Linked DNA regions of Homo sapiens: region 1 is linked to region 2. Evidence: read pairs that join two places in POLR2A ChIA-PET (ENCODE). Cell type or tissue: GM12878. All regions are shown on one strand. Each heading gives the region's core, and the rest is flanking DNA. Links, peaks and the distances in the headings are about the cores only. Region 1 overlaps TMTC1 (transmembrane O-mannosyltransferase targeting cadherins 1). Region 2 overlaps TMTC1 (transmembrane O-mannosyltransferase targeting cadherins 1).

Evidence for each region. ChIA-PET counts read pairs that join two places held together with the same protein. Peaks named below come from ENCODE experiments on the same cell type or tissue, not always from the same donor. Only the 100,000 strongest peaks of a DNase experiment are listed, where the experiment ranks them.
Region 1: POLR2A ChIA-PET joins it to region 2 with 7 read pairs; 3 of 35 experiments call an interaction of 5 or more read pairs at or near these places.

What each region holds. Positions count from the first base shown.
Region 1 is chr12:29,538,088-29,553,383 of GRCh38, forward strand. All of the region lies in intron 10 of TMTC1 (transmembrane O-mannosyltransferase targeting cadherins 1), which reads right to left. All of the region lies in intron 5 of LOC105369714 (a long non-coding RNA gene), which reads left to right. Among named protein-coding and RNA genes, the nearest start is that of OVCH1, 48 kb to the left of the region's middle. In GM12878, for the core only: no CTCF peak of the experiment used is centred there; a DNase peak (open chromatin) is centred at 7,152.
Region 2 is chr12:29,609,836-29,625,131 of GRCh38, forward strand. All of the region lies in intron 6 of TMTC1 (transmembrane O-mannosyltransferase targeting cadherins 1), which reads right to left. Among named protein-coding and RNA genes, the nearest start is that of OVCH1, 120 kb to the left of the region's middle. In GM12878, for the core only: no CTCF peak of the experiment used is centred there; no DNase peak of the experiment used is centred there.

The DNA.
Region 1 (15,296 bases), core at 4,399-9,398, 74 kb before region 2:
ACAGGTATAACACCCATGTCCTTAAGTGGATTGTCCTTGGGATGGCTTTCAAGTTGCATGGTTATAATTAATTTGTATTACAGCTCGCTTAGTGCTTTATTATTGATTCACTCATTTCGTGGACATTTAAAGAGTACCCACAAGACTCCATGACTTCCATACACACACTACGTTTACATACACTCAAGTTTCTATTCTATAATATACCTTCATGTAATTCTTCCATTGGCACATGTTTTTTAAATGAAATGTATTTTTGTATCCCACTAATTTGGCTATTATCTTATGGTCAGCAGAACTCTTCCTCCAAAAATGCATAAATCTTTAATAACATTAATTTGGAAATCCTCTCAAAGTCCAAAGGAAGGTATGGACTTTGAAAATTAAGGCTGAAAATTAAGTCCCTTGGGATATAATTTAGCTTAGATATTCTTCAAATCAGGAGAGAAAAAAAAACCCATAACATCTTCATAGCAATGACTTAATGGTTTTCTTTTGTCGTGGCTCATATCAGTTAGAATGGAAACTTAGACCTTTTACATGTGAGCTTAGCAAGATGACCATTCAGTACAGTCTATGAACCTAAATGCTTGAGTTTGTCCATGAACATTCATGTGACACGATGGAAAGATTATCATCAAAATTATATACCAAGAACCCAGATTCTTGATAAAAAACATCATCTCCAAAAATCCTGTGAGAGACTAACAGACTTTAAGAAAAACACCTCATCATGTAATTAATTTAGTATATGAGTATTACAAGATGCAAAGACTCTGGCAGAGAAGACATTTCTTTTTGGCTGTGTACTCCTGGAGGATTCTCCTTTTGCTTGGGAGCCGCTGAGTGTCATTAAGCACCAACAGGTCAGGCTAACAGACATCACATGCCACCTTGAGAGAGATTTTTAAATTCTTCTTAAAGAAAGCCCAATAAGTTGATAAGTGGTGATTTGTTATTGTTTCTAAAAGGGAGAGGAATGAAGAGAATATTTCTTCTATAGTCTCTCTTGCTCACCCCTTGGTGGGAGCTTATGAAATAGGTGTGGCTTTGACACAATAACTTAGAGAAGATAATTCATCTAAATAAAACCTTTCTTGGTTATATAGTAATATGATTATTATGTGAGATTGAAACTTAATTTCAAACTGTTTCTGATGTTAGTAGCATCCCTTTTTCATATCTGTATTATAGCACGTTTCTCTGATAATTATCCCATATTAAAAATCAGTCCTACAATACTATTGGATTATTGCAGTCTTACTCAGCACTTACTCAGTTTCGCTTGCTAATGCCTTGGTTCACACATCTGATTTTAGTTCCCTCATTCTTCTCCTTTTATTACGTGCCGACAACGGGAAGAACTTTTTCTAGACCTCTGCTTTCATATATAAAAATCTTTATTAATGTCCAACTACCTACAGATAGACTCTTAGGCTAAAACCCTCTACAATATGGTTCTGACTAGCATTCCAAACATACCCAGGTACCCGCTACTCCAGCGAAACTGGGTGGCCTTTGGCATCTATTCTGCAGAACCTAACAATGACCTACTCCATTGATTATCTTCACTGTACCTTACAAATCACTGCGTGTGCTTTAAAAAAGACTTTAGTGCTCTGAGGCTTGGCCTCTTAGTAGGATGCCCTCCGTATGAATATGACAATCACCCAGATTTGAGAATCATGGATAGACTCCAACCTCAATTTACAGTACTAGAGACTGAGATTCAGAGTGCTTTCATGATTTGCCCTGCTCCTAAGCAAAAACAAGGGACTAGCCCTAGGTCTTCCGCCTCTCAGCCTGGTGTTCTTCCCACACCACTTCACAGATGGCTCTTCTCTCCTTCCTATTCAACTCTGGTTCCCAGAGACACCTTCCCTGACTTGCCCAGCTCAAAGCTCCTAAAAACACTTAAGAAAACGAAGAACATATGTATACATATGTATCACCTTTCTGATATTTCAGTTTTTTTTTCTATCATCATAGGAAAAATATGGTAGGAAAATGCTACCTAGAAGCCCCATTCTGACATCTATATTTTTCTTCTCTGAGATCCTAGTGAAGCACGTGTGGGGAACCTACTGCTGCCTCTTGCGAGGGGGGATCCAGGTCCATCTAACAGTGAATGTGCCATGCAGACAAGTTTTTTAAGCTGCATATTTCACAATAGTTGTTTCCTAAACATTTACTCTCTGCCAAGGACCATGCTAAGTAATTTACTCTAATTCTCATTCAGCATTATAAATTTGGCATAATTATCTCCCTTTCAAAGATTTAGACAAAAATACTGACCACCATCATCCCAAATGAATAGAAAACTAAGGTTTAGAGAGCTCAAGTGATTTGTCCCCAGTCACACAGCTTCGATAACACCTGGACTCTAATTTAGAACTTCAAATCTAGACCGTTCCATTGAGGCCACACTTGGCATTTCTGTGTTCACTCGCTGAAATGTTATACAATTTATCTGTGACCACCAGGTTTTAAGTTCCTTCACAGGTGGGACCTACATCTTACTAATGTTACTTTTTTTTCCCCAATTCAGAAAAGTGACTTGCACAGAGTAGAAATTCAATAATTGCTGCATTCGTTTAAAAAAAAAAAATCACCGTAGTTTTGGCCAGGCATCGTGGCTCACGCCTGTATGTAATCCCAGCACTTTCGGAGGCCGAGGCAGGTGGATCATGAGGTCAGAGGAGTTCGAGACCAGCCTGGCCAAGATAGTGAAACCCTGTCTCTACTAAAAATACAAAAATTAGCCAGGCACAGTGGCGGGCGCCTGTAGTCCCAGCTACTTGGGAGGCTGAGGCAGGAGAATGGCGTGAACCTGGGAGGCGGAGCTTGCAGTGAGCCGAGATCACGCCACTGCACTCCAGCCTGGGCGACAGAGTGAGACTCTGTCTCAAAAAAAAATAAAAACAAACAAACAAACAAAAAGCCATAGTTTTACTCTTTATTTCTAGATCTTTGTAAATCTCCTTAAATGTTTTCCAATATTTGAATAAAATTTGACAAAAGGTGACAATATGATTCCCCCATGTTACATTTTGTTTCTACAGTTCTTTAAGTATTATAGACGTGATCCTAAGGAAGACAGAAGCAGCCCAAGCCTAACTTAGAATCATAAGAAAATCACAGGCACCGCATCCACGTTTTGAAAATCTGTTCCTTACCAAGCACACTGCTAAGCCGCCTATCCACCTTACCACTATATGGTAGTTAAAAGCACAGACTTAAAAACCAGAAGGACTGGCGTCTCACTCTACATCTACCACTTACTAGCTGTGTTTCCTTAGGCAAATTATCTGACCCCCATGCATCTCAGGCACTTGGTAGGTACTGTCTATGTTTTGGCTTTTATTATTAACTCATTTAATGTTTCTAAAAATCACCCATTGAAACCTATTCTTTTCTTAATTTTTAAAACCAAGGAGAATGTGCCATTTTTGATATAGTCTCTCCTAAATAATATCCTTCCACATTTCAAACCATTCATAAAAAGCTTGGGTTACACATCAGAGAAATTTTTCTTTGTTTCTGATACCACAATAGTTTTTCACTGTTGCTTTTTTTTTTTTTTTTTTTTGAGACAGAGTCTTGCTCTGTCGCCCAGGCTGGAGTGCAGTGGAGCAATCTCAGCTCACTGCAACCTCCGCCTCCCAGGTTCAAGCAATTCTCCTGCCTCAGTCACCCAAGTAGCTGGGATTACAGGCACACACCACCACGCCCAGCTAACTTTTGTATTTTTAGGAGAGACGGTGTTTCACCATGTTGGCCAGGATGATCTCAATCTCTTGACCTCGTGATCCGCCTGCCTCGGCCTCCCAAAGTACTGGGATTACAGGCATGAGCCACCTCACCTGGCCCCACAATAGATTTTTAATCTAATAATTATCATACCTAAATTCATAGCATTGTATTAATTTAGCCATTTAGACCGAATTGACAAGTCAATTTCAAAGGGGAAAAATATTAAAATAACTTTTCTTCTCTGAACTGACCAAGTCCATGGGTCATTTCTCTGAGTTATATTGAAAGGCCAGAGTTAACTAGCCCATAATTGGTGAAAAATAGATAAAATCGAACATCAGTATATATCCTGTCCAATCAGGCACAGACACACTTTGATTTTGGAGTCACAGAAAACTCTGAATCCCTTTAAGAACTCATGTGATACTAAAGACACCAAGAACAACAAGGACTCTCAGAGCTTCTGGTAGAGGGTTCAACCGGCACTGATGGAACTCTTGGGGATCCCTGCATAGGTAAAAAGTGCAGGTAAGCGTAAAACTGCTCCAGAATTTGGCAATATTATTGCCCTGCAGCATCTGGAATTTCCTTAACTGCTAAACAGCATCACCAGCTGACGACTGATAATAATCCTCCGTGATCTAAAATATTTTGTCTTTACTTCTCTCTTAAATCAACACTTCTGAAATTCTGGTGCGTAAAACTCTCCAGGTGTTTGGTAAAGTGCAGAATGCCAGGACTGATAAGATTCAGCAGGTCTTGGTGGGGCCCAGGAATCATTAGGATTCTAAGCCTCTCAGGTGATTCTGCTTAGCATGGATCAATTGATCCTGCAGAGGAGGCTAAATATAATAGGATGCTGAAAGCTAAAAAGACAGGATAAAGAAGACTTCCCTGGGACAATCTGACCAAAAGAGAAAGGTGGCACTGGCTGGTTAATTTGCCCCATGAAAGATACTCCTGGATACCAGGAAATGTGGCAGGATGGGGTTGGGCAGAGTAGAACTCTGGGGTAATACTGCAATGAAAAGAGGCAGTTTTCTCTCTCATAGGGGCTGTATTGTGAATATCCTTGATTGCATATCCAAGTCTTAGCTCCTGTGTTATCCATCATAACAAAAATAAAAATCTCCTAATATTTTGCAGCAAAACTCAACTCTCTCATGTTTCCCCCGGGAGCTTCCAAAAGGCTAAAAAATTCCCGAGAATGTGTTCCTGGGACCAGTGACATCATCATTAATTTCATAAGAGAAACATTAAGTAGAAATTAGATCTTGTTTAGAATGTACGAATTTTGCCATTAAACACTTGTAGTTTCACAGGGAATTTTCCCTTTGGTTACACAGCATTGGGACTGTTTTTCCTGTGTGTTAAGTAAAAACATTTGCATCGTGTCACTTTCATGGCTCCATGTCAGTGACAGATATTTAGCAAAAGCAAACAAGGTTTCGCCACATTTTTCTTTTAGTAATTAAGTACTGGGTAAGTTTGTCAATTTAGAGAACTTTTTGGATTCCTGTCTAAAGTCTCATGACATATTCATTTAAACTGAAAGTAGATGCTTGCTTTGAAAAAGTATTGACATTTGGGGAGAACGTAGGAAATGCCAGTAACAGAAATAAATGGATTTGGCGACCCTCTTGGTGGCAGTAAAATTTCCCATTAACCACAGTGTGAACTTGGAATGCTGGGCAGACCTCTTAATTACTATTCCTTTGTCGGGGTGTCTGTTGTTGTTGGATTCAAAATTGATGTTCCCAACAAATGAAAAAGATCATGGTTTTTTTTGGCATACTGACTTTACCAGCTCTTCTAAAAAACTGAATTGTGAAAGTCAAATTGTAAACGTCTGACTGAGATGATCTTTACAGAGCACACATGTTTCTGTAGCTCTACTATCTTTCCTGTACAGAAAGAAAAGAAAATCAGATTATATTCTATGTAGCTTCCTTTAGATTCAAGTTTACTGAGCACACCTGGGAAATGTAATGGAAATATAGCATCTAGTTTACTAGGGGTTCACCCTAATTTTTCTGCTTGACTTTCTACAGAAGCCACGTGGAACTGTGTGGAGGACACAGATTCATATTATGTGGTTAAAAGAATTTTAAAAAATATTTTCGCCAGGTGCAGTGGCTCATGCCTGTAATCTCAATACTTTGGGAGGCCAAGGTGGGCAGATCACCTGAGGTCAGGAGTTTGAGACCAGCCTGGCCAACATGGTGAAACCCCATCTCTACTAAAAATACAAAAATTAGCTGGGCGTGGTGGTGGCGCCTGTAATCCCAGCTACTCGGGAGGCTGAGGCAGGAGAATCACTTGAACCCAGAGGCAGAGGTTGCAGTGAGCTGAGATCATGCCACTGCACTCCAGCCTGGGCAACAGAAGCAAAACTCCATCTCAAAAAAAAAAAAAAAAGTCAATTCACAGTCAAACTCATTAGACAGAGTGGCGCAAAAGTGGCACTGGCCTAACAGTTAACATTCAGAGAATAGGCCACTTGCCTCCCTCCCACCCCCCATCCTACCCTTCTCCCACCTGGAAACTGAGAAATGGTAAGATGGAGTCACAGGGCAGCAGAAATGGAGATGCAGCTCACACACACACCTCACACTGGGGATGGCACAGAGTAGGTCCTGAGGAAATGTTAGTCCTGAGTTCCTCTCCTTTGTTTCTTTGGAACGACTCTTGGTGTCTATCGTCATCCAGATGAGGTCACTGCTCTGCACCCAGGCAGTGGAACACCTGCCCCACTGTGCCTTCCTCTGCATCTGCAGGGCTGGTTCTGCGCATGGGGGCGGGCTGGGATAAACTAGTCCCAAGCCAGTTTCACTTCAAAGTGTATGCAAATATATATGCTAAATCCTTTCAAGATTAAGGGAAAGTGTAAAACAATGCTCCCAGGTAGGGACCTAAAAGGGAAGGCAGCTGAGAATAACTTAATTTAGTCAGGATTCATTTGCCCCATAGCTAAAAGGATGCTTTGATGATGCAGTTTAATGCGTGTTCCTGGGTTTAGGCTCAGGCTTGGGGTGGTCTAAATCTCAGCTCTGCCCTCACCAGTTGAATGATGTGTTAGATGCTTCATCTCTAGGAGCCCCAGTGGCCAAAGAGAAATGTGCTTATTATTAAATAATCTCTACCTCTCTAGGTTCCTGTAAGAGTGGAGTAAAAGAACATGAGTGATATGCTTAGCCGAGTGTCTGGCACATAGTAGGAGGCAATAAATGCTAACTCCACTTGCTCCTTTCTCCTCTCCAGCAAGATTCCCAGCTCAAATTTCTACCAGAAGCCTCACAGATGGGTTTTTTTTTTTCAGCAGAGGCAGGATGCTATTACAATGCAAGTACTTCCTCTGGAGAGAAAAGGGACTTTCAAGTTCTTCTCTGGTCTTCTTTTTCTTTTACTTCTCAGTTAAAAGACCAGAAACCTGTAGTTGTAGTTAAAACCACAGATTCTTGCAGCTGGATAATTCTATGAGATCACTTGTTCTCACCCTTTGTTTTAAAGAGATGGAGGCCGGGCACAATGGCTCACGCCTATAATCCCAGCATTTTGGGAGGCTGAGGAAGACGGATCATTTGAGGTCAGGAGTTCGAGACCAGCCTGGCTAACATGGTGAAACCCTGTCTCTATTAAAAATACAAAAATTAGCCAAGCATAGTGGCTCATGCCTGTAGTCCCAGCTACTCAGGAGGCTGAGGCAGGAGAATCACTAAAACCTGGAGGTTGCAGTGAGCTGAGATCAGCCCACTGCACTCCAGTCTGGGCAACAGAGCAAGACTCTGTCACACACACACACACACACACACACACACACACACACACACACACACGGATAGAAACTAAGCCTCAGCAAAGTTTAAATTTCCCCGAGCTGTTCAACTGCAGGGGTAGAAAATGCATTATCTACTTCTGATTCATTGCATATTTTATACCAAGGACCTGAGTTTCAAATTGAAAGTGAGAAATTATGTCCCTGGGCTGATGATAATTAATAATAGTTAAAGCTTATTTCATCTTCATTGGGTAATAGGGCCTATGTTGAGGACTTACACGCATTATTGTATTTAGTACTCATGAAAGATGTAGTTACTAGTATTATTTGCACTTTATACACGAGCAGTTGGAGGCACTGCAAGGTAAAATCCTTTTCCCAAGGTCACATGTAATTTTGCAGTAGAACTGAGACTCAAACTCACTAAGCTCTCCCAGCTGCTAGTCTTGAGGAGAACACACAGGAGGTGGTAGTGAGGCAGCATGATGTGGCAGAAAGCACTGGCATCAGTTTCCTGGCCCTGGGCTCTCTCCTCACGTGATTCTCAGTCTGTAATGGGAGAGTGATGGGCTTGTCCTAGACAACTGGTGTGGGCAGGCTCATGAGACATGAGAAGTGCTGAGCAGAGTGCCATTTAAGTGCCAGTTACTGTTGTCCCTGTCACTTGCAGGAGGAGGGTGGCCAGAAAGCTGAGGGAAGAGAGCCCTGCTATGCTGGCCGGCAGACAAGAGGCAAGGCATGAAAACACCAAACTAAGGGAACTGGGCCCTATATCAGGAGGGTACAAATGGGAGGGAGGTTGGCAGAATTGCTAAGGAGTCACCAAGAAGGGAAGGGGCCTTATTTCATGCTTCCTGGGACAGACCCTGCAGGCCACAGACAGGGGTGGAACATGCATATTCCTCTTTCTGTCCTTCCTATTTCTCTTCCTGGCCTACACAGAGCATTTTTAGATTTAAAAGCCTTTTGATTATGTCTAACAGCCTATATGCCAAATTTAATTGTCTGGGTAAAGTTGATCTCCTACTGGGCTTTAGAAAAAATGTTCAGGCACTTGGTACCCTAAAGTAAGACAAATGTATGCAGAAAGAAATTTTCAATGATTATCCACATTTCTCTTATTCTTTTAATTGAATCAGACTAGTCCCAGCTACTCGGGAGGCTGAGGCAGGAGGATCGCTTCAGCCCAGGAGTTTGGAAGTTTGAAGCTGTTGTGTGCTATGATCGCACCTGTGAATAGCCACTGAACTCCAGCCTGGGCAACATAGTGAGTCCTTTTCTCTTAAAAAAAAAATTCCTCTTTCACCTTGAGTTATTCCAAAAATTATTCCTTTTTCACCTATATCTTGAGTCATCCCAAGTCTTTCAGGCAGCACAGGAGCTCAAGGGGACAAGATAACAAAGGATTCCGGGAAAGATTGTAAAGGGTGAATGGGGTGGGAAAATGATTTTCAGGACAAGGGAGACTACTGAAACTCTTGCACTTGACAAAGCAGTCTGGCCTGTTTAATTATCCTCTGTTAGAAATATTTATGCAATGAAGGAAAATGATGACATTCCAACTCCTTCAAGAGAATGTAAACAAAAACCAGGGGATTCCTCAAAGCTTGCTCCCACCCAGCACTTCCTGGGCAGCTCTGTCTTCAGGTCTCCGCGGTGTTTACTGCAGTCATTACAAAAGGAAAAGGAAAGATTGAGAGAAGATTCCTTGCAAAGCACATGATGGATTTAAAACAACGCAACCTCAACTCATTAGTAATCACAGTATAAATGAGTGGAGTTGCAGTAGGGGAGAGGGACTCACAAAAATAGTTTAATCATTAGCAATCTGTTTACATACAAACAACTGCCAAATCTTGAGTAAGTACATAGACATTCTCGTTATTTCCCAGTAACTTAATTTTGGACAGCCACTGACCATGAAATGATAAAAATGTAAATGAAACCACATTTTAAATGAACTAGGAAAGTTCTCTATTTAAAACCTCAGTCACAGTCTCTAAAATGTAACCTGGCAGGTTAGTATTTCTCATACATTGACAAATGGCCAATCTGGCTGGGGTCTGGGTTTACACAATATGGGAGAGGAGTGAAGAATAAGGAGGAAAGTGGCAGGATTATGGAAAGCCCTGAATGCTAAGACATTTGGACTCTATGTGTGTACGCAATGGATATGAAGTGAATTTCTTAGCTGTCCCTAAATTTATAGGAAGGGTCGAAGAAGAGCAGATGTTGGATTTGGAAGAGCAAAATAATGCACTGTGATAGAAGCAATGAAATAAAGAGCTTCAAAATCAGAAGGAGATCAACAGTGTCATATTCTTCACTGCAGAGAAACTAAGGGAGTAAAAGCTGGCAGAGCAGTGAATGCACTAGACAGCTGTGTGAACAGGTGCAAAGGAGAAGCACCAGGCGCTAACCATTCTTCTTGCCAATTTGATCAAAAGCAAAGAGTGAAGACAACAACTGGAGGGAGCGCCTCAACTGAGAAAGATTCCCTAGGGGGATCTGGGGCATGCTGAAGTTGTGGACTGGAGAGAATTTGAAGACCTAAGAGAGAGCCTGTGGTAATAGAAGAGGAGAGAAATAGAATCAGGAACACATGTGGATTCTACATTAATGACCACTAATGGCTAAAACACAGCACCAAATGTTCAAAAGGATATGGAGCAAATGAATCTTTCCCCATTGCTGATGGAGTGAAAAATGGCACAATTATTTTGGAGAACTGTTTGTCAATTGATATGGTTTGGCTGTGTCCCCACCCAAATCTCATCTTGAATTGCAGCTCCCATAATCCCCACATGTTGTGAGAGGGACCCGGTGGGAAGTAATTGGATCATGGGGGCAGGTTTTCCCCATGTTGTTGCCCTGATAGTGAATAAGTCTCATGGAGATCTGATGGTTTTATAAAGTACAGTTCCCCTGCACACACTCTCTTGCCTGCTGCCATGTAAGATGTGTCTTTGCTCCTGCTTCACCTTGCACCATAATGGTGAGGCCTCCCCAACCATGTGAAACTGTGAATCCATTAAACCTCTTTTTCTTCATAAATTACCCAGTCTCAGGTATGTCTTTATTAGCAATATGAGAACAGACTAATACAGTAATTTCTGAAAACATTAAAGAAACACCCAAATTCTACACCTATATTTATATATTTATATATTACATATAAATATATAAGTATAAAGGTTATATATTGCTTGATTATATCACTTATCTAAAATATATAATATATAAATATATAAATTATATAAAATTAATATACAATATATAATTATTAATATATTTATTTACATATTATATAATATGTAAATAATATATAATATGTATGACATATTTAAATAAATTAAATATATAAATTAAATTAAATATATAAATTATATATTATATATTATATGTTATATATTTATATATTATTTATATAAATAAATATATATTTACCCAAGAAAAATGAACATACAAAGATTGGGAAGTGAATATTCACAACAGCTTTATTCGTAATAACCCATACCTGTAAACAAACAAGTATCCACCCACAGTAAATGGATAAACAAATTATCTAAGATTAATTTCAATAGAATACTACTCAGCAATAAAAAGTAATATGTAACAACATGGATAAGACTAAAAAATTGTGCTAAATGAAAATATCCAGATGCCAAAAATACATACCAAATTATCACTTTAAAATAAAGTTCTAGGCCAAACTAACTTATCGTAAAAAAAATAAAATCAGAACAGTGATTGCCTCAGGGGAGGTGGAAACTTACTGGAAGGAGGTATGGAAGGTCTTTCTGGGGTGATGGAAATTGTCTACGTTATTTTGGGAATAATTATAAGAGCACATAAAATTGTCAAAACTCATTGCACTGAAGACTTAAGATTTGTGCATTTTAATACATGTTAGTTATGCCTCAATTTAAAAAAAAACACACAAACACAGGTATAAACACTAGCCTCATGAAGGAGGCAAGATATTAATAAGGCTTTCTTCTATGGGAGAGCAAAGCAAGCAGGAGTCTACGAACATGCAGGAAATTTTGAGATAGAAAGAAAGGAAACTGTAATATTTCACCTTGAATGACCTGAATATTCTAAGTAAAAGTAAGGGATGAGGTTGTCTTCTGGGTGTGTGTACAGGGCACTGAGGAGGGGAACAGAGGATGTATGCATTAGGGAAACAGGAGATAACATAAAAGACCATAAGGAATGAATTTTCAACAGCTCTTACCCCTAATCATGGTTTTGTTTTCCATGTAGGGATCCCATTCAACTCAGATTTGTATTTTTTTCCTCTATCATTTGATAGATTGGATGACAGTCTAGAGTCCTACATTCTCTACAGGAGTGAAAATTGTTTCTTGGGGTGGGGATGATGGTGGTGAAAAATAATCATAGACATTACAATGGTTTTGGGTCTTTCCAAGCTCAATCCTATGTAACAAATCTTATTCTTGAGTGTTTAATTGGGGAGAAAGCTGATAAGAAAAAATATCTAAAAAAGCTCCTTAAAAGAGGTGAGTATGATAATGAAAAAAAAAATTGAGAAATATTGGTCTAGGGAAAGCAAAATACAGGTAGTGAAGTAACTTGGGTTGGCCTTGTCAGGCAGGTAAATGTTGGTAAAAGTGTGAAAGAGTCTAAGTTGATGTCACGTGCATTACTGAAATACATCAGATAAATTAGAGATAGGGTTATAAATTATGAATGCAAAAATCAGGGAGAAGAGAGGTTCTAACAGTGATCAAGTGCAGGGCCGGCAGGAAAGAGGGAGCAGGAGAATAGCACCTGTCACGGAAGCTATGCTGATGCTTAGGTCTTAATAGAAGGCAACTGAGCAGACAGAGGAGCGAGGAGGTGGCAGGTCATAATCATGATCCCTTTAAAGTGTCAGCGGGAATGAGAGAGTGGGGAAAAGGGAAGGGAGGACAGAGGTAAGAGTTTAAGCTCAAAGAGGAGCATTTCGGAGTTCAAATGCTAGAGAATGACAAAGTCTGCATAATTAAAAAGCCAGTGGCCAGGCCATGTTGGTAAATGCTAAGGTAGAGCATAAATGGGGGGCCCTGAAGGGACAGAAGCACAGGAACTTGGTGATGGATCTTCTTGCTGAAGAGCGCAGCATAGTTTGGTGAGCAATGGAGAGTCACTGCCCTGGTGCTCAAGTCCCTGAGGATGATGGAAGAAGGTACAAGAAGTTGTGAAATGGCAGGGATGAGGATGGTGTTATGAGATGCTGGACTGGGCTTTAAAAGAGCAGGGAGATTGCATCACTGCACTCCAGCCTGGGGGAGAGAGTGGGACTCCATCTCAAAAAAAAAAAAAAAAAAAAAAAAAAAAAAAAAAAAAAGAGCAGGGAGACAGAGCTAGAGAGAAACAAACATGATTTGGACAAAGATGAAGGGGAGCAAGTGTAATGGGATTGGGACTAGAAGTAACTAAAGGTGGAGGGAACAGGTCACTACCACAGGGGTGCAGAGTGGGGGATAGAATTTCATGCTAAGAGGAGGATGCAGAAAATGCTCATCTGAAGCTGGTATACTAATGTGGTAGTAAGGGTGTTAAAAAGTTTTCTTTATCCATGTGGCTGGCATTGTCTACTCTCCGGGGCTTCAGTTAAAAGGTAGAGAAAAACTACTATCTTGAATGTATCAACTTCCTTTTTATGAAATAAAAGTTTGTGTGGCTAGTGCCAAAGGTATTAGGAAACATATCCCTAGCACTTAAAAGATAATGGTTACCCTTATTTCTGCCTCCTAATATTTTTTAGATATTCAATTTTCTAAAGGATCAGACTAAAGTAAATCAAATATATCCTGTTATCAAATTCATCTGCTATATAGTTCAATTATTGGACATTCCATTACATTTTCCCCTGAGTTTTGATTATAAGATTTATTGTAATACCTACCTAACACTCATATTCTATTATGTGAACAAAAGGTAGTTTTGGCAATAAGGGAGGTATGACATGGTTCTTCAAGAAGTTCTTTTTATATTCCATTTCAGTAATAAACACCAACAGCTATTTTAACAGAGCATTCACAGAAATATTTTTCCCATATCCTGAATTTAAATATTCTATTATATTCTGTTGAGCCATCAGGGACTTCCGCTCTGTTCATCCATAAAAAGTTCATGCTAATCTTGCCTATTTTCTTTCTTCTTTTTTTTTTTTTTTTGACATTTTAAATTCTAACCAAAGCCAACAAGAATTAATATAAATTAAGAATGCTGGCATGGAAAGCTGCTTCTTATCAACCTCTCACACTGTAAATGTGCTGCACAGCATCATGACATATTAGCTGCAAAGTCCAGTGAAATGGTCATAAAAGGGGCCAGATATATTTGGATAACACTCAGTGAAGTCTGCTGCTATGAATGGGTCTGAAGCCGTCTGTCATATAATTCCAAGAATTCAAATGAGTTGCTATAAGATTGCCTTGGATGCTCTGATAGAGTCACGTCTTATTTAGAGCTTCTGGCCTGGACAAAGACTCATATTTCTTTCGAAGTCAAGGTTATTAATAAACATCTGTGTTGTACAATATAGTAGCCACAAATTACATGTGGCTACTGAACACTTGAAATATGGCTGTCCTGAGATGTGCTGTAAGTGTAAAGCACACATTGCATTCCAAATATTTCATTTAAAAAAAAAAGAATGCACACCATCTCAGTAATATTTTCAATTTCTCACATTAAATTTTAAAAATTATGTTTTAATATTAATCACATGCTAAAATAATTTGAATACATTAGGGTTAAATAAATATTATTAAAAATAATTTCACTTTTTAAAATGTTTTAAAATCTGGCTACCTAAAAAAATGTAAATTACATGTATGGCTCTCATTTCTACTGGGCAGTGATGCTGCAGGCTGTAGCCCAGTTTTCAGGTGGGCCACAAGGAGGCAGTAGAGTGCGGTGGTTAGGGGCAGAAGGGCTAGAGCAGGTCTAGGTTCCATTCTGTGTCTTCTATTTCCTTACTAAAGGACTTTGGCATGTTACTTATTTTCTCCAAATCTTAGTTTCCTTATTAATCAAACAGGAATAATGATAGTGCTTCCTCTCAGGGATTATCAAATATAAACTGTTCACATCTAAAGAGATAACTTGGATTCTCAGAATGAGCATTAAGTTCCAGGTTATAAAGAAGGATACAATTTTTTAAAGTTAACTCAATAACTCAAAAGTTAACTCAATGGAGAAATCAATATTGTGTACATCTTAAAGTGAATAAATAGTAAAACAGATTAAGTCAAATCAAATTGAAAGTGTTTTTATCCTCTTCTTGCCTTTGACCCATTGCTATGGCTCAGAAATGTATTAAGGTAAGCAGAAATAAAGCTCAGTTATCTAAGTGCTATTTTCTGGGTCATCTCTCTCTGTTACTTAGCAACATAACTTCAGGGTGATGGAAATCAAATTTGCTGTTTCTTTAAGAGAGATGCAGGGTGGTCCTTTCTCCCAAAAGGCAATTGCATGCCATTAAACAGTCTAATATTATGTAATGTTTGGATTGGAAAGCTATTTGGGCACGTGGGTAATGGAAAGTGAACAGGAAAAGGAGTTCAAGGGTAGGGATTCAATCCTGGCTCTGCCATGGCCTGAGCCAAGGTCACATAAAACCTCTGAACTTTGGTTTCCTCACCGGTAAAATGGGGATGAGGAAGGCAATATATCTCCTAATAGATCGTTTTAAAGATTAAATAATGAATATTAAAAGAAACTTATCTGTAAACTGGAAAGCTTTTCAGAG
Region 2 (15,296 bases), core at 6,935-11,934:
GTTGCCTACCTGGCCTTCACTGCTGTGTCTGCTTTCATTTAAGTTTTAACAGCCTCTCCCACCTCCAACTCTGGCAGTAGCCGGTCTCGCCTATCTACAGGCACAGCTCCTGTTGGATTTCTCTTCATGGCAACAGCTCTCAGCAGGTGCTGGGTGGCTGTTCCTCCCCTCTGCCCCTTCAAGCCATCTGGTAGGTGTCACTATTGCCCGTGGCTTCTCTAATACTACCCACATCACCGGAAATGGTCCTTTCATAAACTCTCTTCAATCACCTCACTGGTCGCACCATGTGTTTCCTGCCAGGAATCTGATGGATTGACCAGCGAGTGAAAACACGGGGACAGGGCAGAAATGTGGACCTCAAAAAAGGATCGGAGCTCGGGCTGGTGTGAGCTACTAGGAGCTGGCTCCAGCACATCCCTGGCTTCGTCCTGTACATCACAGTCTTTCCATCATGTTTCAGCCCTCGAGTGAAGCACCCTGTTTAAGGCCACCGAGGCTATAAGAAATTTAAAATGTTATATTGAAATAATAAAGACCAACATCAATCTGAGAGAGCTCTGTTATCTGGCAAATGGGGTTGAAACCAATTTCTCAATAGCTGGAGAAGAGGAAGTTTTGAACGTTTACTGCTATGACAATGATTAAATGCAATAGACCACTTCTTATGACTCAAACAAGATCTAGAATCTTAGCTCCATGACAGTAATGTGGGGACAAAGGGAATCCTGCGGCAGTCTTATGGGTAAAAAGAGTAAGAAAAGTTAAAGCCGATTCTCAGAGCCTGTTACAGCTGCCACACACCTTGGTGAAAGGGACCCTGATTCCGGCCCCAGTGGTCACAAGGTCACACTGCGAGATGTTTAGGGACAGTCCTCTTGTGACATGAGCACAACCCACATCTCAAATGTAGACACGGAAAGGTGCCATTTACATTTTTTTCCTCTTGTCTGAAAATAATGTGAACACTGAGTTGGGACAGAAAATGGCTCAGGTTCAGGATCTCAAAAGCAGAGCTGCCAACCCACACTCTCTAGTTGGCTCAGGCTGGTGATATCATTTCCTCACTTTCATGAGCTCTAAAATTTACTCATAAATGCACAGGGAGTAAATTTTTAAAAGGGGAAATGAATGAAGAAATTATACCCCCTCAGAGACAAAAGTAGACTTGTATACTTGATGTCTTCCCTAAGCCAATTTAAACATTGCTTTTTCCCATGCCAAACTTTCTTTGCCAAGAGGCACTGCCAGATGTACTAATGAACAGAGCACCGAAGGCCGATTAAAATCAGAGGATTTATAAACTGACATTTTAGATTTCTGGTCTTTGGTTCTGAACTTCTTTTTTTTTTTTTTTTTGCACAGAGCCTTTTGTTTGATTTGTTTTTAATCAACAGTCTGATCCTTCTTGCAAACACCAGTTCCTGAGATTAAAACGTCTTCTCTCACAACAGCAATTACCTTTCAGAATTAAGTGAGGAGGAATCATGAAGCTCCCGGATTGCTTTACTCTAATTGAGAATAAACTAATTTCTAACTTTACTTGGAAATGTAAGTTATATTCTGCATAAGTGTGTATTAAAATGTTTAAAAAATAAAAGCAAAAACCTTTTAGAAGGCACTTTATTGAAAAATATCAGTCCAGTGCAAAAATTTCTATTCACTTTAAGCAAGCACTAGTGAGGAGATAAGGTAATTAAGTAAATTAGAAAAATGTTGGTGAATAAATATTTTCCTGATTAGAATGCAACTATTACAGGAATTTATGATGACATAGAAAAAGTTAGAAATGAACTTTCTTTATTTTTGTGGTTCTGAACAAAAATGTAAAAGGCATTAGAAAGCTATGTATTGAATTTAAAAAAGTATGATGAAGACTAAAGAGATGGGGGAGAGCTGTAAGCGAAGACATCTTTGAAAGTCTGGTTTAACTTACAAATTATTATATGTGTGTTTCACACAGATGGGGCAGGGGGCAGGCCGCAGTAAAAGCAACCCAGTAAGTTGCAAGTGGTAGAGGATGGAGGAAAAACAAATATCTTTCAAGCACATACCATATGCCAGACACTTGACTTAAATGGGCCCACTGAAGCCTCATGATAATATTACAAAGTAGGTATAATTATCTCCATTTTTGTAAGTGAGGAAATTGAGGGCCAGAGAGCATGAGAGACTTCTCTTAGTTGATCCAATCAGTAAGAAGCAAGGGCTTCAAACTGAGGTCTGAGTCACTCTAAAGCCTGTCCTCTTCCCACAGTCCACGTGGCTTTGGTATTCGAAGTTAATGCCAAGTGTGGGGAGGAATTTCAGCCTTCTCTACCATCTGACTTCATAGCAGAAACACACTGACGGCAGATATGTCCCAGAAACTGGAGGTGGCCAAATGAGACACTGCTGAGGACCTCTAACAGAGGGTGCTATTGGTTTACTTTGCCAGATAAATGCAAGCACAAGATTGCATTCTACACTCTACAGGGATGCAACAGGATCTATGGCACACAACACATATTTCTTGTCAAGTACTCTGAATGCATGTGTGAAAGGTTTGAAATGGTTCATCCATTCATCTTTTTAAAAAAAAATTTTTTTTTGAGACAGGGTCTTGCTCTTGCTCTGTCGCCCAGGCTGGAGTGCAGTGGTGCAATCTTGGCTCACTGCAACCTCCACCTCCTGGGTTCAAGCAATTTTCCCATCTCAGCCACCTGAGTTGGGATTACAGACATGTGCCATCATGCCTGACTAATTTTTGTATTTTTTTTAGTAGAGACAAGTTTCCACCATGTTGGCCAAGCTGGTCTTGAACTCCTGAACTCAAGTGATCTGCCTGCCTCAGCCTCCCAAAGTGCTGGGATTACAGGCATGAGCCACTGTACCTGGCCTCATCCACTCATCTTGACACCCATCCTCTGAAAGAATGGACGTATACATATCCTCTGATCACAGTGGGATAAAACATAATTTATTTGACTGATCTTAGTTACTGACTTGTAAGTCGATATTATATCTGAGAGAGCTTGAGGGGTGGATAATAATCACTTTTGACATATGAAATCAAATACTGTAATGAAACTGCCCTTCTTAGTAAGGAAAGTGAAGGAGCATCCACATTCTAGTGACCACAGGGGTTCAATGAATAAATTAAGTGGACAGGTAAGTGGGTCAAAGGCCTTCTAAATTTAAATCTACACACATTCTTAACTTGTTATTGTTCTAAGCTTCTTTCTATAATATTCCACTGTTTATGATGAATTTTTCAGGAATGTAACACTGTGATCATCACTGAATCTTGTAACATATCTGTCACAGTATTTACACAGGCAGATGGATTTGGAAAATCAGAAGAGTGATGCTGCTCTAAGAGATATGTGTCCATGTGCATTGAGATCTAACCTAGTGGAGTGACTCAGGAGAAAGGGGGGCTTGAGTGAGGTACACCTAGGACCCCCACCTGACACCCATGACTTCAGTGGGAGGCTGTGGCCTGAGGTGCACTAGATGGGTGCCTGTGAGAATCAAGAGAGAACATCTGGGCAAAAGCTCAGCCATGTGCTGGGAACCTGTCTGAGGAGGGGGTGGAGAGAGACAGCCAGCTGCATAGGTGTCAGGGCTTTGAAGCATCATGCTTACCATATCCAGCTTTGATTGGCAAAATGGAGATGACTGTGGCACAAGTAATGCCACAGAATCCTAGGTCAAGAACTCTAACTTAATAAGGGGACCTAGTGTGGAAGAGAGATAGGAGCGCTTAATCATTTTATTCCCTCTCTAAGGATTCAATTAAGAACCAAGATGGATTTAAACATGCAATAAAGCCAAGAATGAATCTAGCTTTGATGAAATGGAAGAAAAAAGGAAAAGGATAAATCAGATACATTTTCATAAACCATTTTGTTCCTACGAAAATAGGAAATATCCATGCCTGGGAGAAGCGGTCTTCTACCTATGACTATAGCTCAAATGTTTCTGTTAGGAAGACATCCCTCGGGCAAAGTCTTCCAAAGCAGGATGATCACTTCTTTTCTGTTAAGAAAGTGACAAAATGTTTTACTTTTTCACAAAGCAAGTCACACTCACCAAAATGCATGATTCATCTATCCACTTGGAATTGTCATACAGAAGACAGTCCCTTTGTTCTATAATCTAAAATTAATAAGGAGAAAGAACCATAAAAAAGTTCACACAGTTTCACTCTCCTAGTGAAGATCTAAATGTTTTAGAGTAGCACTTCCAAAAGATAATCATCCATCCTACTTTATCAAACTACGGAGATATGTTTGGCTTACTTTAAGGATACTACACATGAATATAACAAGAAGTGTAGTAACTCTTAAGAGGTAAAAGAGGAAAAAAAGGTGAGATTTGCTTCCATGATTGAACTTCTAGAGGAATTACTATTCATGGTAGATTTGATTCCTGTTATCTGTCAATGTACTCACCCAAAATCAAAATATCTTTTATAATCAAAACATGTTGCATCTCATTGGACAAGACCCACATCCCTACTTCTGAAACATATGGTCACAAAATCCTGATGGATCATTTTGTTTCCACAAAGATGGTTAAAAGGCTCTTTACACAAATAATTGACATGATGGAATAACGCTCTTCCTTCACCTTGAACTGTGTTTTCAAACAGCCTAACTGCCATGGCTTAAAAGGGTGAATTTAATGGACTAATGAAATGTAGCAAAGGATGGAAACAAAGGTCCCTATGTTTGGAAATGGTATCAAATGCTTGTAATTTTCTGAGTTCAGACATGCACACACCTATCTTCATCATTTCAGAGCATGGGAGATGCATGCATAAAAAGACTGATTTTCACCAAAGCACAACAGCTCAAATATCTCAAGTGTATATAAAAGACAAGAAGGTTTATATGATCTATATGAGGCTTGACATACAGATAAAAGTAAGAACTTAATCCAATAGTCACTAGTTGGGAGTTATATTTTTCTTGGAAAAGTCTTACAAGGGAGTAGAAAATAAAATGTTTTAGACAAAGAAACAGAGAACAAACTTGTTTCTTCAACAAGCCTTGGCAATAAATTACTCCCCAAGTGAAGACATTGTCATTGTGAGGACCAAAATCTGTAACAGGCAGAAAAATAGGGTTCACTGGCCGAAGTCACCCAAATCAGAAGGAACTGTGGTGGACTGGAATGGAGAGAATTTTCCAGCCAATGTCAGGGAAGCTGCCATTCCTAAATGTTCTTTCCAATTAATCACTTTTTCATACCAAATGCCAGAGTCCTGGGTTATAAGCGAACAGGGCCAATTTGGCCATTTAAAGTTGCCAGGTTCTTTTGTAAATACTGGTGGCCTGTGGCAATTAAAACCAGATGGGATACAAAAATGAGAGCAAGTCTGAGAAGAAGTTCTGTTAAAAGTGCAGCCATTTTTTAGCAGTCACACACTGGCTTCTCAGGAAGCTCCAGGAAGTCTTTTCTCTGTCCTCCAGCTCTCCTGTAAGAACCTTCCATGAAAGGTTCCCGCTGAGGTGCATGTAACAATGTCTTGAGGCAGCCACATCTCACTTTCTACTTAGAGAAGGCCAAGAAAACTCCCTCGAGTGCCTTCTTTTAAATCATGTTAAGCAGGTGAAGATACAAATTTTTAACTTATTCCAGTTAAAAGAAAAAAATACCTGTAGAGAGATATATATGGTGCTACTTTGGTCTTGCTTTGGAAACTGCCACTTATTAATAATATACCAATGAATGAGCTCTTCTAGGTGAAACTTGCCTCCCCAAACTGTAACATTTCATGAATGGCCTTGCAGGGTCCCTCATCCATCAGGACTCCCAGCAGTCACAGACACTGTTGTATCAAACATCTATATACACATTTCTAATTACAGCCTCCATAGAATGAAAAATATAATTGGTTTCAAGGTCTTAGGTTACTGTTGCCTTGTTGAAAACTATAAAAGGAATGGTTTCAAAGGAATCCTTTTTCAGGTGGTATTGCTAAAAAGGTAATAATATGAAAATGTTTTTGTTGATGCTGTGGTGGCGGTTGTTTTTGGAGGTACAAAGAAGGCAAGCAAGGAAATGTTTAAACATTGCCCAAAAATGAACTCTCAAGGTCCAGTGACCCAGGCACCTTTGTATATCAAAGTTGATACTTCCCAAAGCACGTTGCAAGAACATTTATCCACAAGAAGTCCCTAAAAAGGGGTTCCAAATTCAAATAAGTTTGAGGAATGCCATTCATGATACGCCCCTTTTGGAAACTCACAAGGCTTAGAGCAACATAAAGGCTTTGTGAAGCCCCCCAGTAAAGAAATATGTTTAACTTTTTGAAACCTAGTGCTTGTGAAATGCACAACTGTAGAATCTTTATTTAGAGTAACCTTACTTAATGGTCTGTATGATGCTGTGACATATTTTGAGAAATGCTGGTACAAACTGCTCTAGCAGAATGAAATTAAGAAAAGTTCTCACTTCAGGAGTTTCTATAACCTACTCCCCAAAAATCAACGCGCTCTCTGGCAAACACAATTTCACTGATCTCAACTATAGCCATCACGCTACAGTTGAAATACATTTTCTGGGGCCAGAGGCGGTGGCTCACACCTGTAATCCCAGCACTTTGGGAGGCCGAAGCAGGTGGATCACCTGAGGTCAAGAGTTCAAGGCCTGACCAACATGGTGAAACTCCGTCTCTACTAAAAATACAAAAATTAGCCAGGCATGGTGGTGGACGCCTGTAATCCCAGCTACTCAGGAGGCTGAGGCAGGAGAATCGCTTGAATCCGGGAGGCGGAGGTTGCAGTGAGCTGAGATCATGTCATTTGCACTCCAGCCTGGGCAACAAGAGCAAAACTTGGTCTCAAAAAAAAAAAAAAAAAAAAACATTTTCTGCTGTTCAGCCCTTTGTAGAGATGAAGAATAACTGATGGCCATTTTCTACACTAAAAATCACTATACATTTAGAGAACTTTGTTAAGCCATCTATCTGCATAGTGGTGGCTCCAGCTGAGATAAATCCTAAGCACAGGAAGGCTTCTTGGCATCGTTAAACCATATCAGTGTTTATAGAGATAACATTCTCATGGGTGGGGTGGATGCAATGGAAATGGAGAAAACCAAGCTCTTCAAGGCACCCTGGGTCGTCTTATAACTTTATTCTCTATACTCTTAATATTGTTTGAACCAATGAGTGGTCAATTAAATCTCTAATGTTTTATCTTACTGTTTACCACTATGTTTTTCCTCTCCAAATGCACTGTCCTATACCTACATATTCCCTACATATTTCTTCTGCTTGTTTCAAAAAACTTTGTCAGTTTTTAAGATCATTTTCCATTTCCATCACACCACTGGGTATGTGACGGCTCACTCCAGTTAGTCATGCAATTAGTCATGCCTCTGCCTACAAGAGACACAAAGTACAAGGAGCAGGCAGATGACGAAGGGAACCATCAGACACCTCCACCCCAGTTTACGTGCTTTGTCAAAGCACTCTTGAAAAATTTCCCATCCTCATCAATGGTTCTCTTGGAAAAACCTGGTCATTGATTATTCATTCGTTCAACAGATATGTTTCATTGCCATCTAAAAAGATAGTCTCTTTGGGCACTGTACTTACTTAGAAGCAAACACTTAAAGAATTTAGCAATCAATCACTCCCATCTCTTTTGTATTTTCCAGGTACTAGTCTAGGCTCTTGGGAAAACATCAGTAAGCAAAACAGACAACAGAGAGAGAGAGAGAGAGAGAGAGAGAGAGAGATAAAAACCCTGCCTTTCCAGAGAGGAAAAGAGAGAAAGAGACCACGAGAAAGTGAGTCAGTGAGGCTGGTAAGGGGTATCTGTAATACACAGATTAAGGTGGACAAGAAATGGAGAGCAATTCTAAACACAATGGTAGGCTGCACTGAGAAGGTGGCAATCAAGCAAGACTTGGAGGAGATGAACAATACTTATTTCATAGTAGAAAATGAGTTCAGGAAGTAGCAAGGGAGATAATGGAGTGGGGGTTGGATGGGACCAGCACATGTAGAACCTGTCAGGCCATTATAAAGGTGATGACTATTGTTGTCAGAGAAATAAGGAGCCACCAGAAGATTATAAATACAAGAAGGGCATGATCTGACTTACATTTTAAAGTAATCACCCTGACCACTGTGTTGAGGAATAGACTGGACCTTGGCGCAAGGGTAGAAGCAGGGAGATCGGTTAGAAGGCTATGGCAATAATCCAAATGAGAGATGACGGTGGCTTGGACAGGGTAAAAGCAGTGAAGGTGGTGAGAAGCTGTCAGTGTCTAGATGCATTTTGAAAATATGGTTGACAGAATTCTCTTGATGGATGAGATATGAAATTTGAGACAGAGAAAGAGAAAAAAGGAAATCCCCCAAATTTTGGCTCAGGCAACTAGCAGAATGCACTGAGATGAAAAATGCTATTGAGGCAACACACTGAATGGGTAAAGTCAAAAGTTAAATTTCAGAATGTTGAATTTGATACTACAGTGTGGAGATGCATGTATATAGATGACACTTTCCTTCTTGAACAACCCTAGGTCCTACATATATTATTTCACTTATTTTTATTATATTACAGGTGAAAAATAAATTTTTTAATACTCACCAATGTTTCTGCTATGTAATAATGTAGACATATAAACATTAAAGCTCATATTACAAACTTGTTTTCTTTCTAATATTCTATGCTTCCTCCTTAGGCAATGTACATGTAAAAATAAGGAATTTTAGATTTTTTTTTTTTTGATGGAGGGATGATTCTTCCCAGGGTTGTATTTATCACCCTTGCACTCCCTTTATAGGCTCCTTGGGCACTGCACTTACAGCTAATCACCTAAAGAATCTGACAGTCAATCACTACAGTCTCCTCTGTGTTTCCAGTAGGCTTTTTGTCTAGAGGGACTTGTTTTAGCTGCTTTTATCTCTGGGACTCCTAATTACATATATCAGGGTTTTCTCAGAACAAGATGGAAAATGGTGTGCTCCTTTAAATAGAAATTTCAGGTTCTAGATGGAAATGGAAAGGACAGAACGGTTCTAGATGTTACAAAAATATCTTCTGACATTTGTCACAGTTTAAAAACAATCAGAAGCATTGTCTGCTAAGTGTTAATGAGCTGTTTTTATGAAAATATGAATCATTATGAGAAATAACAAATGTAAAAATTAAGATTCCTTCTCAAAAGGTGGCACTTGCTCTGAGTAATAATATAGACTATGAAATCTCACTGAGAATCACAAAGCATACAAATCAGGGGAAAAAAAAACTAAAGCTGTTAGTGATGTCTGATAACTTCTTTTTCCATTATACCACTATCTAAGACTCACTAATAAACTCAGTGAGTCTTCCAACTGGGGGGTAAATAAAAGAGGGGTAGGTAAGTCATTTTCTTATTAAATAGTGTGACTTGTAAAAATGTAATTGCCTGTGAAGGCAAAGAAAAAGACAAATGATTTAGCGATGTGTAAAACTTTTGCCAGGCCTAGATCAAAAGCCAAGCAGAGCACTCCAGGTACAACTGAATGGTATATTCCACATGACACGAGGAAAGAGGATTTGTAAAAGTTTCAGCTCCAGAACAAGGAGAATAATTTTACAGGTGACATATTAATAATTGACAAAAAGGCAGGTCTTGGTAAGACTGCTCAAGGGCCACTGATTTTCAGGTAGCTGCTGAACAAAGGGTTGCATTTCTAGTGTCCACGTTGTTCCAACCCCTGATACTGAGGGGAATGGAGAAATCCAGCGATGGTAGCATGATGTTTTATGAACAGCAACAACAAAAATGATTTTTTTCTTAAATCCTGACTATTTTCACAAAATTTTCAAATACCACTAAAGCCATCCATAATCTTTCTAAAGTCTGGAGCTTTAGGTGATAGTTGCAATAGCCATTTGTAAATAAGTCACTAAATTTCCCATTCTTCCTTCCCCTTGATAAACGTTCAGTCTTAACAGAGTGATTTTATGTTATATTCTGCCCTTCTGTTACATTTGAACATACTACCTTCCCGAACTATGCTTCTGCACTTAAAACCTGCACTTAAAAGTGTGTTACTACTATTACCTCTTATGTCAAGAAGTTAAAGAAGCTCCCTGTCACTCAAGGTAAAGGATGAAGGGAGGTGGGGAGGAGAGCATTAACTTTTATAAGCAATAGTAATATCAAACATAGATTCTGGTCATGGAAGCATGCCTGGACTTTGAAATACATCGACTCAAGAAAAGGCAGTCAATTGGATTTCTTTTAATAAAGGCTGATATTTCTACAAAATGGAGACAGGATCCCTCATTGTACTCCTGGGTTTAAGCTGTGAGAATTTCATGATGCTGGAACAACACAGGGCTCCTCATGTGTCAGCCTCCATACTGAGTGTTTCATGTGGCTTGCCCTGGTCCAACCACAGTTGGTGCAGGGAAGATCAGAGAGGGGCCCACACAGCTATGCAGTGGCAGAGTCTGGCCTCAGACTCAGCTCAGTGCTGATCACTCCCCTCCACAGCCTTCCCTCCCCCCAGCCTTGGGACTCTCAATCTGGAATCTGGGCAACACAACTCAACATGCATGCAGGAGCTACCCCCAACACAGAGGGGACTGGCTTCCACTTGAAGTTGGTGGTAAATTTAAAGTGAACTAAATTAATTATTGAATTTCATGTGAGACTAACAAATGAAATCGAATGACAATCATAAGTCTGATACAGTATGTATCACATATGGTAAAGCAATGACATAAAAGTATGTGGGAAGGTCAGTACAATGGATCTTTAAATATGTTCCATTTTATAATGAGGTACAGATCCAACTTCTCTATTTTCTAACACTGCATCAAATGAAGTGGTGAGCTCATTTTCAAACTCTCATCAGAAAGATGATATGAAGGAAAATCTCAGCTTTGGAGCATGGCCTATGGGCCAAAGTTGACTAAAACTACTGAGCTGGAAAACTGTGACCCACATAGCAGAACATTATCAGCACAGGAAAAAGGTGGCAGGTGGAGAAGCCAGCTGAGAGCAGGGAGAAGAGGCTGCATCAACTGGGCTGGTCAAGTCTCAGACAGAACAGCATCTCATACAATGGCTACTCTCATGGCACTGGTGGTCGGGGTCAGAAGGACCGTGGCAAGGCATCATCAGGGTCCATCTATCGAATACTGCAGTGGTCTCCAGGCAGAACAAGATGGATGGGTTGTAAATGGGCTAGAAAGATTGGATCTATAATAGCACGAAGAGGATTTTCATGAATTGAGGTTACAAAAAGAATAGAGAATGTGCTGTTTGCAAAGAATGGGAACTGAAAAGAGGAATGTAGGCCAGAGGAAAAAAGAAAAATCCGTGTTGGCATAGAGCCATTCACTATTAAATGCAACCTTCATTCCCCAAGTTCAATTTTATTTTACCATTCAGTATATTAAAACATGATGCTTATTTTACCAGGTTTATAACTGCTATTCTGGAATTTAGTGATCCTTGTGCCATAATACCATAACCTATTATTTGGCTGAGCTAAATGCAAAATAATTTCCAGAAATCAGCAAGTGTGTTCAGTTCAACCATATGGATCTATGGTAGTACAATGTTGTACCCCAGGGAATGAAAAATGTATGTGACAATGATGAAACTGAATAGTTGTGAAAGACTGCATGGGCAGCAAAGCTCTAAATATTTACTACCTTGTTCTTTTTTTAAAAAAAGTTTGCCATTTCTTGGTCTATCCTACCGTATTGTGTTTATTCCCATAAGCTTCTCCAAGTCCTTTTTGGAATGAGGTGAGGATGCCAATATGCAAATAATCACTTTCCAATAGTGGCTTTCGTTTTGATCTTACCTTCTTGTTGAGATGTGTGGGAATTTTATTTAAAGAGAGCTCACAGGCTGACATTCTCTGTTTATCAGCTCTGTGTGGTGTTGTGGTGAGTAGGTTGATGGGGTCTGTGACATGGACCAGCATGGAGGTAAATCCAAAGTGAGGATGAGAACAGGCATGAAGGGAGATCCCTGAGATGAGAAGGCCCTCCCTGAGTGAGGAGCTGCATTAGCCCTACCCCACCCCTACCCTCCATTTCCACCAAGTTGTTGCTGGTCGTCACCTCTACCAGTCAGGTTGCAGATTTTTCCCCACATGGACATGAAAATTTGGCTTGTTTTCTGGGGCTCGGTGCCACAGCCTGTGATTTGTGTTGGTTGCTAAACTATCACCCTACTAAAAATTTAAAAAACAAATAAAAACCAAACCCCTCAAACCCATACCTATGAGGTGAAGGGAGGGGAGAGACAGGACTTCCACTGCCCAATGTTCATTCTCAAAAGACATCTCATGACTGAGGCTATTATTAAGAAAGTCAGGTATCAGTAGCCCACCTCTTTTTCTCTCATGTTTTTCTTTTACAAGTATGCTACAAGATTATAAAAGGTATAAAAATACCTTAAAATCTCAAGACACTCTGTGAGAATGTAATAAAGAACCAATACCAAATAAATTACTCTTAAATATAATTTAATGGTGTTTCCTCTGTAATGCAGGGAAACCACATTAGAGAACACAGGAAATTGGGAACTATAAAGAATAGGACTGACTAATAGTATTAACTGCTCTAAATAATCCAAATTAGACTGGCTACTTTCCTGATATATGTCACTTTTTATTGCAAGTCAACAGTCTGACATAAAGTCTATAAGAGCCATAAAGAAAAACTCAAGTGCATTTTCAGCCGTGGTTCTCCTGGGGCATACACACTCACTATTCATAGAAAAGAATGGAATATTCAGCCTTTGTGGCTTAAATATCCTTTAACTGTACATGCATTCCCACAGAGTGATTACCCTCATCACAAAGGGTCAGAGCACATTAGTTCACTTTAAAATTCATTGTTAAAAACAATTCGATCCAATAAGAAATTTCTAGATTGTTCTCTACATTATGTAATATAAATTCAAATGCCTTTCTAGAGAATGAATGGTGTGTGAGTAGAAGGAGGAGATGAAGGAGAGGCACAGAACGAGATAAATTCTACTCTTAAATTCTCAAAGATGCCAACTGAGCTCTTCCGTGATAAATAATAAACTACTCCATGAGGTCTTAAATTTCGTATGCCCTGAAAATAAGACAAACTAGAAACAATCTCTAAATTCATTGTGTGGTTATTTCTAGAGAAAGGAGCATTTAGATTCTGTATTCTGCCTCTCCCACTCAATTCTGGACAAGATCTTGTCAAAAGTAAAACATCTACTCTTTGAGTTGCTTACCCATAGAAACAGTTCAACTAGAGATGGAAGTGGCCTGGAATAGTCTGCAATGTGTAATGGTGTCTAACTTAACTTACTTCTAAAAAAGAAAGAATTTGTTTTTGTTTTGCATAGTTATAAAAATGTAGAGGAACAGATATTCAACAGAGGCCTATGAAGAGCAGGCTGTGGGGATTGGTTTTGACAGATGACACACCTACTGTTTTACATGACTTAATTTGTCTTACATGCCTTAATTTGTAGTTTTATAAAGTTAATTACTGAAATGTTAATAAAATGCAAATAAGTAAAATACAAATGCATTAGGAAAGAGTATGCTCCCACCTCCACCTATCTGGTGTCCTGGTTGATGATGAAATAGGAAGCAAGAAGAAGGTTTTTGGTAAATTGGAGAAGAAACAAAGATTATAAGCATATATCTTGCCCAAAATGATGCAACAAAACTGGTTAATATTAGTAAAAGAGGCCAGGAGCTGTGGCTCATGCCTGTAATCCCAACACTTTGGGAGGCCGAGGCGGGTGGATCACAAGGTCAGGAGTTTGAGACAAGCCTGGCCAACTTGGCGAAACCCTGTCTCTACTGAAAATACAAAAATTAGCCAGGCGCAATGGCGGTCACCTGTAATTCCATCTACTCAGGAGGCTGAGACAGGAGAATCGCTTGAACCCGGGAGACGGAGGTTGCAGTGAGCCAAGATTGTGCCACTGCACTCTAGCCTGGACGACAGAGCAAGACTCCGGCTCAAAAATAAATAAATAAATTAAATTAAATTAAATTAAATTAAATTAAAAGCAAGATATGCATGTCTTACAAATCTCTAGTGACTCTAAAGCTGTCCTTTTCCTTCAGTCCCCACCTCCTGCACTCCATGGACACACACAGAAGCAGCTAAAAGACCTGGATTCTCTGTCTTGTTTTTGTTTTTGTTTTTTGAGATGGAGTCTCTGTTGCCCTGGCTGGAGCACAGTGGCACAATCTCGGCTCACTGCAACTTCTACCTCCCAGGTTCAAGTGATTCTCCTGCCTCAGCCTCCTGAGTATCTGGGATTACATGCACCCACCATCACGCCCAGCTACTTTTTATATTTTTAGTAAAGACAGGGTTTCACCATATTGGCCAGGCTGGCTTCAAACTCCTGACCTCAAGTGATCCACCCTCCTTGGCCTCCCAAAGTGCTGGGATTACAGGCGTGAGCCACTGCGCCCAGCAAGGACCTGAATTCCTTTCTCTAGTCTTATTTCCTCCGCTGGCTTGGGCCCACCAAGAAGAAAACTAAACAAAACAGAGCCAGAGGTCAGGTGGAAGAAGTATGGCAAGGGAAAGGAAAGTAGGCGAAGGCTTAAAAAGATAGAGGTTTGATACTGTGTGTGCTCAAGGTATCACACACAGTATCGCACACACTCGCTCCTTAATCACACTGATGTCAACTCATATGGCTGTACCCAGCCCACTTGGCTCCAGCCATCTCAGCCTCCTTACTGTCTGTGATGGGTCTAGTACTTTCCTGCCTCAGGGACTTGGCACTGGCTTTCCCTGCTCTTGGAATGCTCTTCCCCAAACAGCCACATGGCTCACCCTTGCACTTCCTTCATGTCTCTGCTCTAATGTCACCTTATCTGTGAGGCCAGCCCTGACCTCTTCGCATCACCTAATATTTGACAAATCAAGACATATTTTAAGTGTTTAACTGTAAGCTCCATGCAGGTGGGACTTTCATTTTGTTCACTGTGCTAATCACAGCAACCAAAAGGCACTCAATCAATATTAAGACAAGGACAGAGGAAAAAGTAGTGAAGCTACAAAGAACATATTCTCCTTTCAATATAAGCCAAGGTTGTTTTCTATGATTGAGAATCAATCAAAGGTGAAAATGAAAGATCTTTCCATGAATCTCTGGACTCACTGCATACGCTTGTTTATTCAGTATTTTTTTCTTGGTAATATATAGCTTCACTATCTCAAAATTTATGGATATAATCAGGGATTATAAAATAATTTCAGCTCGATACTTGCTGATTCAGTACACAACTCGTTTGGAAATATTCCAGGTGGACCGACCTG